Linked DNA regions of Homo sapiens: region 2 is linked to region 1. A link is a loop called in an ENCODE intact Hi-C map of the cell type or tissue named here. Cell type or tissue: HepG2. All regions are shown on one strand.

What was found. Peaks named below come from ENCODE experiments on the same cell type or tissue, not always from the same donor. Only the 100,000 strongest peaks of a DNase experiment are listed, where the experiment ranks them.
Region 2: it touches region 1 in a loop (5-fold over the local background); 1 of 110 quality-filtered maps calls a loop at or near these places.

The regions. Positions count from the first base shown.
Region 1 is chr10:34,116,751-34,124,750 of GRCh38, reverse strand. It overlaps PARD3 (par-3 family cell polarity regulator), which reads left to right. Exons shown (of 25, transcript NM_001184785.2): 24 at 5,011-5,138. Among named protein-coding and RNA genes, the nearest start is that of LINC02629, 220 kb to the right of the region's middle. In HepG2, no CTCF peak of the experiment used is centred here; DNase peaks (open chromatin) are centred at 2,860, 3,270 and 7,850; H3K4me3 peaks cover 864 bases.
Region 2 is chr10:34,209,918-34,217,917 of GRCh38, reverse strand. The region is part of intron 22 of PARD3 (par-3 family cell polarity regulator); the gene reads left to right. Among named protein-coding and RNA genes, the nearest start is that of LINC02629, 310 kb to the right of the region's middle. RefSeq lists a silencer at 1,323-1,617. In HepG2, a CTCF peak has its summit at 4,189; DNase peaks (open chromatin) are centred at 1,397 and 4,297.

The DNA of each region.
Region 1 (8,000 bases):
GACAAATACAATTAAGACCAAAACATTCATTTCTAAAAACTTCATGAGGGAAACGGGTGTGCTTTGCAGTCTTTTCAGCCATTACTCACATCCTTAGGAGCAATTAAGCTTTTCAACATTCAAGACCCACAAGAGTTCAGTCAATAGTTACATAATTATGGCATGTGTGGGTGGGTGCGGAAGGCTGGGAAGGCACGATGGGTAGACAAAAGTTAACGTTGTTTTGATTAAAGGTTGTACATAAGTCTACTGAAGAAAATAATTACCAATATTAGCACTGGCCACTTTTCAACAGAGTCAACAGTTGACACTCTTCACATGATTTAATGGCATAAAAATGATTTCTGCTCCCTACCAAATCTTTAAATTGCTACTCTTATCAGAATATGGAATTCCTATTAGGGTCACAGCTCATGTGAATTGCTAAAGTAAGGATTGTGAATCTCAAGGGAATGCCATTAGTCTTTTTGTCATCAGCATCATTCTCACCATCATCTTCATCACAGGTTTTCATCCAAAGTGCCTGAATGTTTTGTATTTTACTTTTTGTTTTCTATATGTGCCCTTGGACATACAAAATTTTGCAGATTTTTATCATTCATAATTTAAGGAGAAAATCTGCTCAAAGTGATCCTTTATAAAAATATTACATATGTGTGTGGATATATATATACACGTGCACACCCACACATACTTACACACTATTTTCCTTATCTATAAGAAGAAAAGTGATAGATTATTTGAAATTATTGAATATTCTATGTATATGTTAATATAACAATGATTTTATTTCATAAGTGGCAGCACACTCGCATATTAAGCTGTCAAAGTCTTACAGTATTACCTAGTTCTAATTAGTACTGAAACTTTGTACTGTGGATATTCATGTTTGTTCTTTACTCTGTTAACTGTCTATTAAATATTTCGTTTTGTATTTTCATTTTTTTCTATTTTTATTTTGAAGCAATGATTTTATTTAATTAAGAGAAATGCTTAAAGACTTAATTCATAAAACACCGTATGAGACCATTACAAGCATGTAATCTCCAGCACTTTGGGAGGCAAAGGTGGGAGGATCACTTGAGAGCAGGAGTTCAAGACCAGCCTGGGCAACACAGCAAGACCCTGCCTCTACAAAAATTAAAAAGAAAAAAAAAATTAACCAGGCATGGTGGTGCATACCTGTAGTCCTGGCTACTGAGGACAGCTTGAGCCCAGGAGTTTGAGGCTGCAGTGAGCTGTAATTGTGCCACTGTACTCCAGCCTTGGCAACAGAGCAAGATTCTGACTCTAAAATAAAAACAAAATGTTTAAAAAAAAAACTGTGGAAAATATTTTTTTATATTTTACCCTACTAAATGATACCAACATTGTATAGCTTCCTCAAGCTTGAATTATTATCCCTTTATAATCTATGAGAAAGACAAGTACTTTGTAGTCCACTTACAAAAAAAAATACATATTTTTCACTTGTGGTTTTAAACATAGGCCATGAAGAGATTTACATATCATGGCTCTCCAGCATCCTGTGTAATATATACTCGTGTGTTTATTTCCATCTTACAATCTCTATTGTTATTATGGCTCTGGCAGCCATGTTTTTTTTTTATTTAAAAGGTCATTGCTTGTAACCAATTTCATCACAGGGTTATTTGTAATTTGCACTGTTAGAACAGAGCTTCGCCTTGTTCTCTGGTGAATCTCCAGAGTTATTACAGTTATGCCTGCGCAGGTATTTCCCTATGTGGGTGTTACTTTGTCGCTGCAGTTGTTGATGATATTTTATTTGAAAACATACACTTCTCTGTGAGGTTACAAATTACCTCTTTTCTTCACTTTATTTTTGTGCTTGGACTCAGATACATTATTTTGTTCATGCCATAGGGATTGAAGCCACAGTGTGTAAAATTCCAGATTGCCATTGTAATACTGTTCATCCAGTTTTTGTTTTTAAGAGGTCTTCATTTAAATTGTGAATTAGAGGGGTGATTTTTATTCAGGTCAAGTGTCAAACTTGCCGGGATGAACTTATTTAGTTGTTGCTCTGGGCTGGTCATGTATGCAATCTTCCTTGAAATATGTGACCTGTTAGAGGGTTTTATCTTAAAGGTAAGAGTGATTCTGTTTAGTAACCCACCCTTTTGCAAGTTCTAAAAAGAGAAATGGAGTAAACTATTAATGGTGAAGCCAATGTTTATGTTTCTTCCTGGTGAGCATGATAGTATGAAATATGTCAGTTTGCTGATCCCAAACTCATTCACTCCTTTTAAGTTTTCAGACCCCATATGCTGATAATGTCATCATTGGAATGTATCCAGATCCAACTAGATACTTGTAGCTGATAAAGTTTGAGGCGAACAGTGTCAGAAAACACACAGCAGAGAAAACAAGTCCTTCAACTTCTTTTTTCTCTGTCAGAAGCAAATTTTCAGGCCTATGGGAGAAACAACTTAAAAATACACCTGAAATTTCTACAAGACCTTGCAATTTCCCTTCACATCTCCACAAGCAGCTTGTCACAGAACAGCACGAGCTTAAAAAGCTGGTTACTAAATCCTGCTGCAGAATGCCAGATCTTTCAAGACTGTTTGACACATGCATATAGTTTACACTGAGTGAAAAGGAAAGGAAAATGTGGTTCTTTTGAGGGTGTAAAGGAAATGGTGTAGTGTTTTCTTTCTGTCCAGTGGTTTATCTCAAGCTTCCCATTGCTCACCGTGACAAGAAAACAGCTCAGTTTCCTTTTTGGCCAGCCTCATCAAGTGTAATGGAAGAAAATGTCTGTCTCTTTTAATGCAGTTGATGAACAATTGTTTGCATAAGCAGAACTCGCTCAGCGAAGTGTTTTTCTTGCTGAAGGCCTCACTGATGTGTTATTTGAACGGTGTTGTGAAGCGGGTCTCTGAATACACATTTGTTCCAGTGAGTGTGGTTATAAAGCCCCTAGTAGAGACTGGGGTATTGTAAAGCCTAATCTCCTCACACATTATTTTTGTATCGGGATATTTTTAATATGCTCACTAACTAAGCCCATATGCTTTGAAATGTTTGTCCTGTATATTGCTTCATTACTGCTTATCAACAAGTAAGGTTGTGCTGGCTTTGCAGAAAGAGAACAATAGATGATGCTTGATTTCTTTCTGTGCTGGCCAAAGCCAACCATAGGAGCCATTCTTTTGGTAACAAGGCTACCTGTTATCTTACAGCTCGCCAAATGAATGTTCAGACTCTGTTGTTTTAGAAAATCATTATCAGGGCAAAGTCTACCATTAGCTTTCAACTCTAAAAGAAAATCAATAACTTGTTTCAAACAGACATTCCTCACTCAGACTATGCCTGTTGCACAACGTTGCATAACAGAGGGGGAACTGAGGGTGGCGAGTACTGAAAAGGATCACTTAAGGGGCCTACTGCTGATGCTGTGACAAACCATTGGGATGTTTCATAAATGTAGAGGCACCATTGTATATTTTGAGCACAGCTACTTTTATTTCAAAAGGCCAGATCTAGAAGGTAAGGTAACCATTGTCAGTGAGAAATTGAAGCATCCCAGAAACCTGATCTATACCATGCGGTATACACGTTCAGTAATCTGATTTCGGTGAGAAGCACCAATCACCAGATGACTTGCTGACCAAAGTATGTTTTTTCTTTTCTTTCTTTTCGTTTTTCCTTTTTTTTTTTTCTTTTTTTGAGACAGGGTCTTGCACCATCACCCAGGCTGGAGTGCAATGGCACGGTCATGGCTTACTGCAGCCTCAATCTCCTAGGCTCAAGCGGTCCTCCTGTCTCAGCTTCCCAAGTAGCTGGGATCACAGACATGTGCCACTGCACCTGACTAATTTTTAAAATTTTTTTGTGGAGACAGGGTCTCACTGTGGTGCCCAGGCTGGTCTTGAACTCCTGAAATGGAGTGCTAACCAAAGTATTTAGTTAGAAGGATTGAAGTGTTCTCTATAGGGGATGATTAACTTAGGTAAATTGCCATTTCCTAATAACTAAGGTAAAATGCATTACCTAATAACCAATTTAAGTAGCGAGTAGCTTTTGGGTTTGTTCTTTTGATAGGCATTTCTGTTCCCTGTTTGGCTGCCATCTGTGGATTGCAGGAGACCTGTTGGTACCTAGTTTAAACTAATCTTGGCTTAAAATTTCACTGTCATCCTGTACTAGAAAGGGAATCAGCTATACTGTATCCTGCTGTAAAACTAAAATATATACCTACCCCCCAAAATTCATCAACATGGCCACCTCACAGGTGTGCACTCCTGGACTTTCCCTCTTTTGAGAGTTGTAGCAAATTTTTATTTATTTATTTATTTTTGGCATTAACATCTTCTAGTTTTTGGAAGAGCCTCATTCTTATTGTATCTGCTCTGTGTATTCTGGAGAGAGGTAAATGGTGTCTTATGTCAGCATTTACCAAGCCTCATTATAAAGACTAGACGCTGGGTTTAGTGGCTTACACCTGTAATCTCAGCACTTTGGGAGGCTGAGGCAGGATTGCTTGAGGCCAGGACAACATAGGGAAACCCCATCTCTACCAAAAAAAAAAAAAAAAAAAAAATTAGCCAGGCATGGTGGCCTGTGCTTGTAATCCCGGTTACTCGGGAGACTGAGGTGGGAGGATCACTTGAACCCAGGAGTTCAAGGCTGCAGTGAGCCATGATTGCACTACTGCACTCCTGCTTGGGTGACAGAGTGAGATCCCATCTCTAAAAAAAAAAAAAAAAAAAAAAAAAAAAATTAAAGAAGACTAGAAAGTTTGATCTCTTCAATTTAAACCACATGCCAAAGCCAAAATCACAGTTTAAGAAAATTGAGTGTTTATGGGCTCATAAGAGCAAATATATGTATGCCACTTTTCTCAAAGAAACGATTTTGAAAAACAAATCACAGAATTTTCAAAATTTTCAAAGTCAATTCATAAGAATCGAAATGGAGTCAACCAGTTGTGTGATCTGTACAGAACTTTCTGGTTAACGATGTGCTTGTATTTTCCTCTTCCAGCCGAACGCACGGCCGGCGACGCAGAGCGGGCGACACTCGGTGTCCGTGGAGGTGCAGATGCAGCGGCAGCGGCAGGAGGAGCGCGAGAGCTCCCAGCAGGCCCAGCGCCAGTACAGCTCTCTGCCTCGGTATGAGGACGCTTGGCCGAGCCTCCAGATCCCCCCGGCCCTTTAAGATCCCCCGCCCTTTAGGAACGCGCTCCTTCCCAAGTCACTGGGGCCTCTCCAGCTTGCCCCTGGTAGCAACAGAGGAACCAATAAATGTCCCGTGGCTACTGTTCCTTAGCGTGGGGGGCTGTCGTACTGCGAGGCCAGGGGAAATGCCCATTGCAGGAGATGCCAGTATTTTCACCCACAAGCTCCCTAAAAAAGTGAAGCGACTCGTGTACTGGCTTCTTAGTATTGGCTCTCCTGCTTCCTGTGTGGACAAGACAGTATCTTCATCTGAAAAATGGGAAGATAACCCTTATTTGGCTTAGCACATATGGTTATTAGAATAAATGATACTTCATAAATCCAGAGCTCCATAAAAGGATCGAGAGTCAGTGCTGCATACGCCGTGGTTGTGTGGGATCCATGGTCCCAAACCTCACTCTCTTACTGTCCCATCATCACTGCTCTCACCCATGTTTAACTTTAGAGGGTCTCAGGGATGTTGAGCTTGTTAGCTGGGAACCAAGCAAGAAACCCTTACTTGCCTGCTCCCCAGGGGAGACGCCTTGGCCCAGTTCTCCGACAAAGGCCTGCAAGGGTCTCAGGGTGACTGAGTGCCAGTACATTGAAATAGTAACTATTTTTCCATCAAAGTTTTTCTTCCAGGCATAGTAAAGAATAAAAATGTTGAAAAACATTCAGCTTTTTAAACTTCCCAAAACAGGTGACTCCTGTAGTCACAATTCTTATAGGCATTTGTTGCTGTATTTCAAAATCAGGTGACAAAGACATATTTTAAGTGGGAAAAGATTCATTTGCCATGTTGATATCAGGTAGACTTTTGACTTTGAGCAAAACAGTTTTAGGGAGTTAGGAGACAAATGCTTATCTTGACTGACCAGTGTAGAGTGATCTTGATCAATTTCTAATAAAGATGAGTCCTGGCCAGGCACGGTGGCTCAGGTCTGTAATCCCAGCACTTTGGGAGGCTGAGGCAGGCAGATCATTTGAGCCCAGGAGTTCGAGACCAGCCTGGGCAACATGGCAAAACACTATCTCCATAAAAAAATACAAAAATTAGCTGGGCTTGGTGGCACATGCCTGTAATCCCAGCTCCATGGGAGGCTGAGATGGGAGGATCGCTTGAGCCTGGGAAGCAGAGGTTACAGTGAGCTGAGATCACACCACTGCACTTGCCTGGGTGACAGAGCAAGACCCTGTTTCGAAAAGATGAATTTCTTTACATGTTAAATAATCACTGTAACAACCACAACGGACTTCACCACATGGATACAGGTCAGCCAAGGGGACATGGATGTGAATGAGTCTCCATGGGGATAAGTGCCATCTATTGTAGCAGTTTATTCATTCAGTTGTTCTTTTTCAATCCATAAGGCTATATAAAACCCCTTTGAGTACTAAATTATTTTTTCCTTTAAAGAGGAGAATTGCCAGGTTCTTTAGCCTGCTGTAGGTAAGAGTCATTAAAGTTTTGGTCTTTATAGGACCTTTGAGATAATCTTATCTTACAAGGAAACAGCTCAGAGTAAGTAAATTTCCCCCAGCTCACACAGCTAGCAAGTCATTTTGCCAGCATTCAAACCTGAATCTGCCCATGCCCTAAACCATGATTTTATAAGGCCCGTTGCTATCAAGGGCTTCTGTTCCCAAATTTTTTGAGACAGAGTCTTGTTCTGTTGCCCCGGCTGGAGTGCAGTGGCGCGACCTTGGCTCACTGCAACCTCCACCTCCCAGACTCAAGCAATTCTCATGCCTTAGCCTCCCAAATAGCTGGGGTTACAGGCGTGCGCCACCTCGCCTGGCTAATTTTTGTATCTTTAGTAGAGAAGGGGTTTGCCATGTTGTCCAGGCTGGTTTCGAACCCCTGGCCTCAAGTGATCTGCCCACCTTAGCCCCCCAAAGTGCTGGGATTACAGGTGTGAGCCACCACACCTGGCCCCAAATTTGGGATATTAACAGGTGCAAAGTTCCCCTCAGTGCTCTCCTGCCCTCAGCATTTAGAAGGAGGTCACTGTGTGAATCAACCCAGTGAATCAAATGCCTAAGCACTTGAAGAATTAGACATCAAGGTTGGTCTGTGTAAAATCCACCCTATCCCCCACTCCGCTACCCCCCTGCCCCCTCCCCACTGCCCTCCAGTCTGTGTGGCTGCATTCCATCGGAAGGGTGAGCTGACAGTGTGGACGAATTGGCCCACCTGGCATGGCCCTCCCTGCACGACCACACGGGTGGGCCAGGGCACTTCATAGCTTGTGTGGATGGTGTTGTCAGGGCAGGGGCTGTGTTCTTATTTTTATTGGCCAGTTGTTTGGCTTCATATATTTTGGCCGTGCCTGAGAGTGTCTCTAAGGATTGAAGGAGAAACATAACAAAGTGTGTATAATGAGAGCAGTGATGTGGGAGCTGCCAAGGGCTGAGAAAGGGAGGTGGGAGAGAGAGCGGTGGGCGGGCCGGGAAGGCAGGGCAGTTGCCAGGGAGAAGGGGCACTTGGGTCCCAGTCCTCAGAAGAGGCAAAAGACAGAGGCAGGTGCTTCCACTGAATTTCTCCTGGTTGCATTCCAAAGTAGCTCATGCATTCCCGCCGAACCTTTCATCCTCGCCTTCCCATTCCTCTCCCTTCTTTACTCTGAGCCCCGACATCTCTTCCCTTCTCCGCCTCTCCCTGCGGAAGCGCCTGGTAGAGATATCTATATTTACACGCAGAGGAGGGTTGCAGCCGCTACCGCTAGTGCCTCCGCTGTTATTTAGTGGTGCCCTAAATAACTACAGCTTTCCCTCTGGGTTAATTGTAGCTCCCTATTTTTAGTCATTTTATCC
Region 2 (8,000 bases), 93 kb before region 1:
TATTTTTTAAGGTATCCGTCAATATCTGAAACTACATTACTTATTTATGTACCTTTTGGTGTCTACCTCCCTCTTTAGAGTCGCAGAGGGAGGAATCCTGCCTGTCTTGTTCAACATTGTGTTCCTAGTACCTAGAACAAAGCCTGACCTGCAATAGGAATTCAGTAAATATGAACTGAATAAATATCCCACGATTCAAAATCCAAAAGCATCTCACCCTTAGGCCACAGTCATGCATGACTGCCTCTGTACTTCATGATTACAAAGCTTCTCCTCATGCACTGCTTTGTCTCAGTGCACGCCACGAGCATGGTTCCATGCCCGTCTATCCCTGTAGTCTGCTGTCTGCTCCAAGGTGTGGCACTTGACACACCGGCCCCCCATTTCCTTATCCATGAAGTGGGATCGCACCACCTGTTACACCTCTGTAACGGGCATTTTAAGGATGACAGTAATAATGAATTAGCCTTTCCAAAAGCTTATCCTTATACATACAAGTATTGAGACTTGTACAAAGGGAGTGTTTTTACAAGGGTAGAAAATGATATGTACCCTTCCTTTTTTGATAATTCAAGGACAAGTTGCACCAAAGCTGTGAGCAGTATCAGATATTTAACACTCTATCTTCCAAGTGATGACGTGTACGATCTAGTTCTCCCTTCCTGGAGAGAGACAGAGACAGCGCAAGAACAAGCAAGTGAGAGCACCCAGGGACAGGGAAGCAGTGAGGTGGACATCCTCCCACCGAGATGTTGATGTCTAAGGCAGGCCAGAGTTACTGGATTTCACACTGTGTCTTCCATACCAACCCACGATTTCCTATCACCCACACTATCACACTATTCCAAGGAAGAAGAATGATGCTCTGATGGATAAGCGTTTGAGGTTTCATAACCACAGAAGTCATTTGTCTAATATAGTTAAAGAGACAAATATTTATATAAATCAAAGCATTTCTTTTTCTGAGAAGAATGTCATTCAATGAGGATGGGGATGGGGACAGAGTTTAAAGATGGCATTTGCTAAAAATGTGGACCCAAGCAGTTTCCTCTAAAGTGTAATTGGCTGTAGTGTTAATCTTTATGTCCATAGTCAAGGAAATCACCATTATAGTTTTCACATGTGAGGGAAGTCAGACATGCCTTGTTTACATTACTGCCATTTATAAAACATTTAAAGCAGCTATTCTGCTGAATAAACATTCAAGAGCCTGAAGGATAAGCATATCACTTAAACTTCTTAAGACTAAACTTTCCAAACCATTTCCTGCCAGAGGGACCCAACAGCAAAATTGCAAACTCTGTGCCCTGAGATGAGATAGGCTGAATTAGATTAAGCAGCTTACTGTTGACATGTCTATTGATCTGGGTTCAGTGCAGTTTCCTGTCTCTGCCAGCAGTCAGATTGCTGTATACAATAACACAGTGTCCTGGTTTATGTGAAATTGGGGACTCCAAGCATCAATTACTCCAGGAAGGCAGTGGCACTAGGAGATAAGGTTAAGCCGCTTGCAGTGTTTAAGACGGCTAAAATCCAAGCAACATATTTGCTGTCTAAAATGTTGCTTACAAATTTGACAGTGTTCCATTTATAAAATTTCCAAAGAGATCATCCAGTGTTGTTCTCTGCAGGTAGTCGTACAAATAGCATTATGAATGCTTATTGTTAAAGTGGTATATCCCACTTGCTCAATTTTGTGCATGTTTCCTAAATATTTGCATACAAATATTGAGCTGGGTAGCAGGACATCAAGAATGTTGTGGCGCCATCTTAGACCATCAGCTGTGCCCAAATGAGGGAATGCAGTTGATGTAAGAAATAAGTGTCGACCATCTGACTTGGGTATTTTCTTTTCTCTGGGACCAATCAAGTAGATTCAGTCAGCTACTCTCTTTGTATTTCTAATACCCATTTATTTGTTTTCATAGAGCAATTATTTTTCTAAATACTAACAACTACATATTTAATGCAAAAAGTGTATACAATACAGAAAAGCAAATGCAAACCACAAATGTCACCACCCGATGACAATTATTTTGAATTTTTGGATGCTAACAGTATTTTAAGTATTATTTTTAAATACACCCTCCTCCATCCACCTGTGCCAGCGTGTGACACACACACTTCTTTGCTAAGCACTCATTTAACTGCGAATATAATTCGCTATCTTTTTTGATTAAAGGAAATATGGCTTTCCTTAGAAGATTCTTACCTCTTGCAGTCCTACAAACGTTATAGAAGGATAGAAGTTAAGCCTATGTTTATGTACTTCTGAAGAGTGTAACTAGAAGACATTTTTATAATCCATGGAGTTGGAACTCTTCAAAATTCTTGATGGGTCAGCTCTGTTCATGCAAGTTGTCCTTAAGTTTCATGCTTAAAATGTAACTTCTTATTTCTGTAAAAGATGTTCACAGAGCAAATTCCACGCTTTCTTGTGAAACATATGTGCTATGAATTGGATTAAAGGATAGAGTTTTGAAAGTGACATTTCAGCTTGCCTATCATGACATTTTATGTATTTTTCAATACATATTTATCTCAGAAATATCTCCCTTACTTTATTACAGGTAGAAACAGAGTTTCACATAAAACTTAGGAAATCCCTCAAATACAGTACTGATGGAAACCAGACCTGGAAATTTGACAAGTCTGGGCACAGTTTACTAACTTAATTGTATTTTCCGGGCTGACCTCCTGAGATTGGTACTGTCCTCAATAAGCCTTTGCAACATTCACACCATTCTTTTCCATTTTATACCTTCCAAGAATGAGGCAAAATGAGTGTATTTAAAGTGTATTTAGCGTTTATTGGCAAAGTTTCAGGTTTTATCTTTTAATGCAATTTTAATTGGTTTTATTGCAGGATTGATGCAAGATGCCCGGAATGCCAATAGGTGAGAGGGCTCTAATAAGCAAAATGGGCCACTGCAATTACTGTTGATCTGACAACCCTTAACAAAACTAGCATGTTACATTCCTGACTGCGTCTCACCCTTAAAAGAAACCAGGCCTGATCATTTTAGATTTTTTTTCAAGGGGCCTAGACTCTTCGAAGTACTGAGAATTCCTCTCATAGTCTTTCTTTACTGAAATGTCTTGACTTTGTAAATTTTTAATTATCTTCAAAATGTCACTTCTGATGTTATGCTTCTCCTGAAAAAGAGGGTCCTCTCTGTATGATGCTTTCAGATATCCGTTATACAATGATGAACCCGATGTAAACAACCACACTTTAAAATAATATATTTTTTTTTATTTTTTGCAGAGACAGAGTCTTGCTACATTGCCCAGGCTGGTCTTAAACTTTTGGCCTCAAGCAGTCCTCTTGCCTGAGCTCCCGAAGTGGTGGAATTAGAGGCATCAGCCACTTCTTTTCATTTATATATTGGTTGTGGTGTCTGCAAGGAAGAGCCAAAGGGAGGCTGCTTTTCTCTCCCATGTGCCCAGAAACGGGCATCACCACCCCACGTTGCTTATGTTGCTCAAAACCATAAGGGCCTTTGTGGTCAGTTTAGCTTGTCATTGATGATGTGCAAGGAAGAATTATTAAATTTTTTGATAAGAATCACATGTATAGCCAGACTAATAATGGCAATAACATTATTAGGACTTTCTGAAATCGCAACACCCACTGCCTCCAATTTGTGAACCCTGAAGAGCTATAAATTTAGGTACTCTACTTAATCAAAAGCATCCACACATGAGAATTAATATAAGGCCAGCACGATGGCTCACACCTGTAATCCCAGTGCTTGGGAGCCTGAGGCAGGAGTATCACTCGAAGCTAGGAGTTCAAGACCAGTCTTGGCAACATAGCAAAACCCCGTCTCTACAAAAAATATATTTTTTTAATTAGCTGGGCATGGTGGTGCACACCTGTCATTCCAGCTACTCAGGAGGCTGAGGTGGGAGGATTGCCTGAGCCCAGAAGTTCAAGGCTACAGTGAGCTATGATCACACCACTGCAACTGCACTCTAGCCTGGGCAACAGAGCAAGACCCTGTCTCTAAAAACGAAACAAAAAAAAGAATTAATATAAAAAGATACCCTGCAAAAAATCAAAATAAGTTGAAAAATGTATAACAGAAAAAAGTCAATCGTTTGTCATTATCACATGAAACATTCATGAATCGTGGAGCAGCACTGCCCACGTCACCTCCTGTCCTCTGCTGCCAGGCAGTGGTTTTACCTTGCCTTTATCCCTGGTATCATGTAGCCATCTTATCTCTGCTATAGGATTGAGAGCCCTTTGAAGGCCTCTCTCTTTTATCTTTACACCTCCCACATAACCAAATAGGAAACCAAACCCTTATAATTGTCTGTAAACATTTATGTAATCATTAACTGAGTCAAGTTAGACCAATAGGCTTTCCAGGCCTGAGTGGAATGTAAGAAGTGAGAATGAAATAAAGGTTGGCTTCATCTGCGCTGTGGTTAGGACATAGTTCATCCCCACCAAAACTCATATTGACGTTTGACCCCCAATGTGGTGGTGTTGGGAGGTGGGGCATGGTGGGCGTGCTTGGGTCACTGAGGCAGATCCTCATGAATAGATTAATGCCCTCCCATAGGGGTGAGTTCTTGCTCTGGTGGGAGTGGATTAGTTCCCAGCAAAGCAGATTGTTAAAGGAGTCCGGCTTCCTCAGTTTCTCTTTCTTGCTTTCTCTCTTGCCATGTGGTCTCTTTGCACACACCCACCCCCCTTTCACTTTCTGCCATGAGTTGAAGCAGGCTGAGACCCTTGCCAGATGCAGCTGCCCAATCTTGAACCTTCTAGCCACCAGAATTGTGGGCCAAGTAAAACTCTTTTCTTTGTAAATTACATGGTCTTAGGTATTCTGTGATAGTAACACAAAACAGAGTAAGATAATGTGATAAAACACTTGGGCAAGCTTTGGAAAGGCCTAAGATAGTGTGGAGAGCAAAGAGAAGCCAGTGAATTTTTAGGGTGACTGAAGCTGATTTTAAGAGTGAAATAGATGAAGAAAGATGAAGGGGCTTCGAGAAGAATGTTCTGATGATGCCTCTGAGCCTGAGGTTTGGTGGCAGTGTTGGTGAAGATAAGTTAGACTCTCCTGGATGTTTGCAAGGCCTCTGAACTGGTTTTTAATCATGAGTTTCTTTTTTTCCAGTTCATCCTCAATGTAAGGGTTTTCTGACCAGGTTGAACTCCTGATTTATTAATGGCTTTTCAAGCTGCTCCACAGAACTCCATCCACCTCTGCGGCCTTTGCCCCCCTCAGAACCCCCCCTGCCCCAACTGACCTTCCCATTGTTCCCTACTCCACGAGGGGCTGTAGGGCGCACCAGGTACAGTCCTGGTCTTGTCTGCCTTGTATTTTTAACATTTTATGGTGACACATTGGGAGTTATTTCCCTAAGTGAGACCCTTTTCTGAATATATCTGTGCCCTCATAGCCTAGCAGAGTATTCAGACTTTTGAATGATGGAAACAAAGCTGTGGGAAAAGAGCAGAATACAAAATAACAATACCAATTTGAGCTAGCAGACATTGCTGTCAGGGGTCGGGCTAGAAAGATGAGAAAAACTGAAGCCTGCTTAGAGAGGTGTTGACAACCACCAGATCCAGAAGAATGACCTAGATAACAGGGCTTCAAGTTCTGACATGATTTTATTAGAGATGTTTCAGAAATCTCTACTGGAGAAGTTGTGGGAACACAGGGGAATAAAGTCACGGGGATGGGGGAGGAGTCATGATGGTAAGTGTTGATTTCCCCAGCATGGATCACCTGATAGCATCATCAGTTAAATTAGGATAATAGCGATTTGAGCATACTTAAGTTAGTAGATGCAAGAATGGGAGGAGAGGGCAGAAATACACATGGAAGCAAAATAGAGCAGAAATATATGGGAGCAAAAAAAAAAAAAAAAAGTTGAGCACTCTGAGATTCCAAAGAAGTAACATCTTACGTGATATACCAAAAAGTGGCCTTTTCTCTTGATGGAAAGAAGGAAGTGTAGTGTCCCCAAATACCAGAAAGAGCCTTGGGAAGATCTTTGGGATAACCCTGGGAAGGTGGAGATACTGATATGCTCACAGACAGTGAGACTCCTGGGGAGAGGAACAGGCATCTCTACTCCTTTTTCTTTTTCTTTCTTTTTTTTTCTTTTTTTGAGATGGAGTCTTGCTCTGTCACCCAGGCTGGAGTGCAGTGGCTCGATCTCGGCTCACTGCAATCTCCGCCTCCAGGGTTCAAGCAATTCTCCTGCCTCACGCTCCCCAGTAGCTGGGATTACAGGCGCCCACCACCATGCTCAGCTAATTTTTGTATTTTTAGAAGACGAGGTTTCACCATGTTGGCCAGGCTAGTCTCGAACTCCTGATCTCAAGTGATCCGTCTGCCTCGGCCTCCCAAAGTTCTGGGATGACAGGCGTGAAACATCACTCCCGGCCTCCATTTTCTAACTAGAACTTTGCTCCCTTCCTCTGTCGTTTCTGCTTTCCCTTTTTCTTCTGCCTTCTCTCTGCGTATGCCCCACTCAGTTCTGAGCATTTGTAAGTGTATCCTCACTCCCTTCCCGCTGGCCTAACTGTGATCTGAAAGAGGAAACACACACTTTGTAGGAGGTGACTTGGCAGAGGCAAGGGCCTACCAGGGCTTGGGGTCACACGGGCCAGAACTGGGCCCAAATCCTTATGCAGCCCCCTTCTAATCTTTACGACCCTAGACACATCTCCACATCTCTTGGTTGGAGGTGATTGCTCTGCCCTCACAGAAATGCAAGAATGAAGGGTCCAGGGAAGAGAGCGAATGTTTATCGGTGCGTTTCATGAGCCTGTCACAGGCTGAAGAGCTGTGTATCTGTTCTCAATTCTCACGTCAACCCGGTGAAGTAGATTCTGTTAATCCGTGTTAATGAGATAACACATGCAAAGACCTTGACACAGTTCCTCACTCCTCCTAAGCCCATAAACATGTCACCTGTCCTCCCTTATGATTGGTAGGTGTCACCTGAACAGGTGAAAAACAGTACGTTCCTTTAATATTGGGGGCACAGGGTCATAGGAGAGTGTGCAGCCAACCCCTTACCACCACACTGTGTTGAAAAGTCAAGTCAGGAAGCAATTGTCTGTATTCCTAAATGACCATTGTGCACTGAATTCTAGTTTTCCTAGAAATTACATGGTTGAAATCATCCCAGACACCCTATTTCCTGAGAACCAAGTCCAGGCTGTGGCTGTGATGATAGTGATGTGGTGAACTTCCTCTAGGAGACCACAGAGTTAGAGTCACTCTTGTTGAATAGTCTGAGCACCTTCCCAGGTATCAAGTTTTTGATCATTAATATCTACTATGTCAATCAGGAGAGAATGATCAATTATTTCCACTTTGTACCGCCGGATGTATCTCTTCTCCTTGTAAGTAGAAAGGTCATAACACCTTGAGCTGTTACGTATACTCCACAGGCCAGCAGGCTCCAGTGCAGAAGGTGGTGTCTAAAAGAAATACTCCCCATCGCCACTCTGCCCACCAAATGTCTCAACCAACATCCACACGCAAAGTATGTGGGGCAATTCACTAGTGAAAGAGTGGTTCTGATTTATGTTAACATGTCATGGAAGAATTAAACCACAAGCTTACTGAATAAAAGAAAACTCAAATATTCCTCATACTCTTCCAATTCCTCTTCTCTCCACCACCTGCACTACACACACACATACATACATGTACAATACATGTGTGAGTGCACACATGACCTGTTTTTGCATTGATTATGATAACAGAGAAGATAGGTGTTTATATGTTATATGTTGGGAAGTTCTTAGTCCTGGCCTCGCATTGAGCACATTTCATAAAGACACAGTATCACTCACATGTTCACATTTTGTTATGAATTCTAAAACTTCCTAGCCTTGCAATGTATGGCTAATTTTATAAATTTACAGCATATAAAATATATTAGAAATTCAATGAGTCTCATCTCCACTAGGTAAGATTTTTGGTAACTGAGGATTAACTTTACATATAAATATT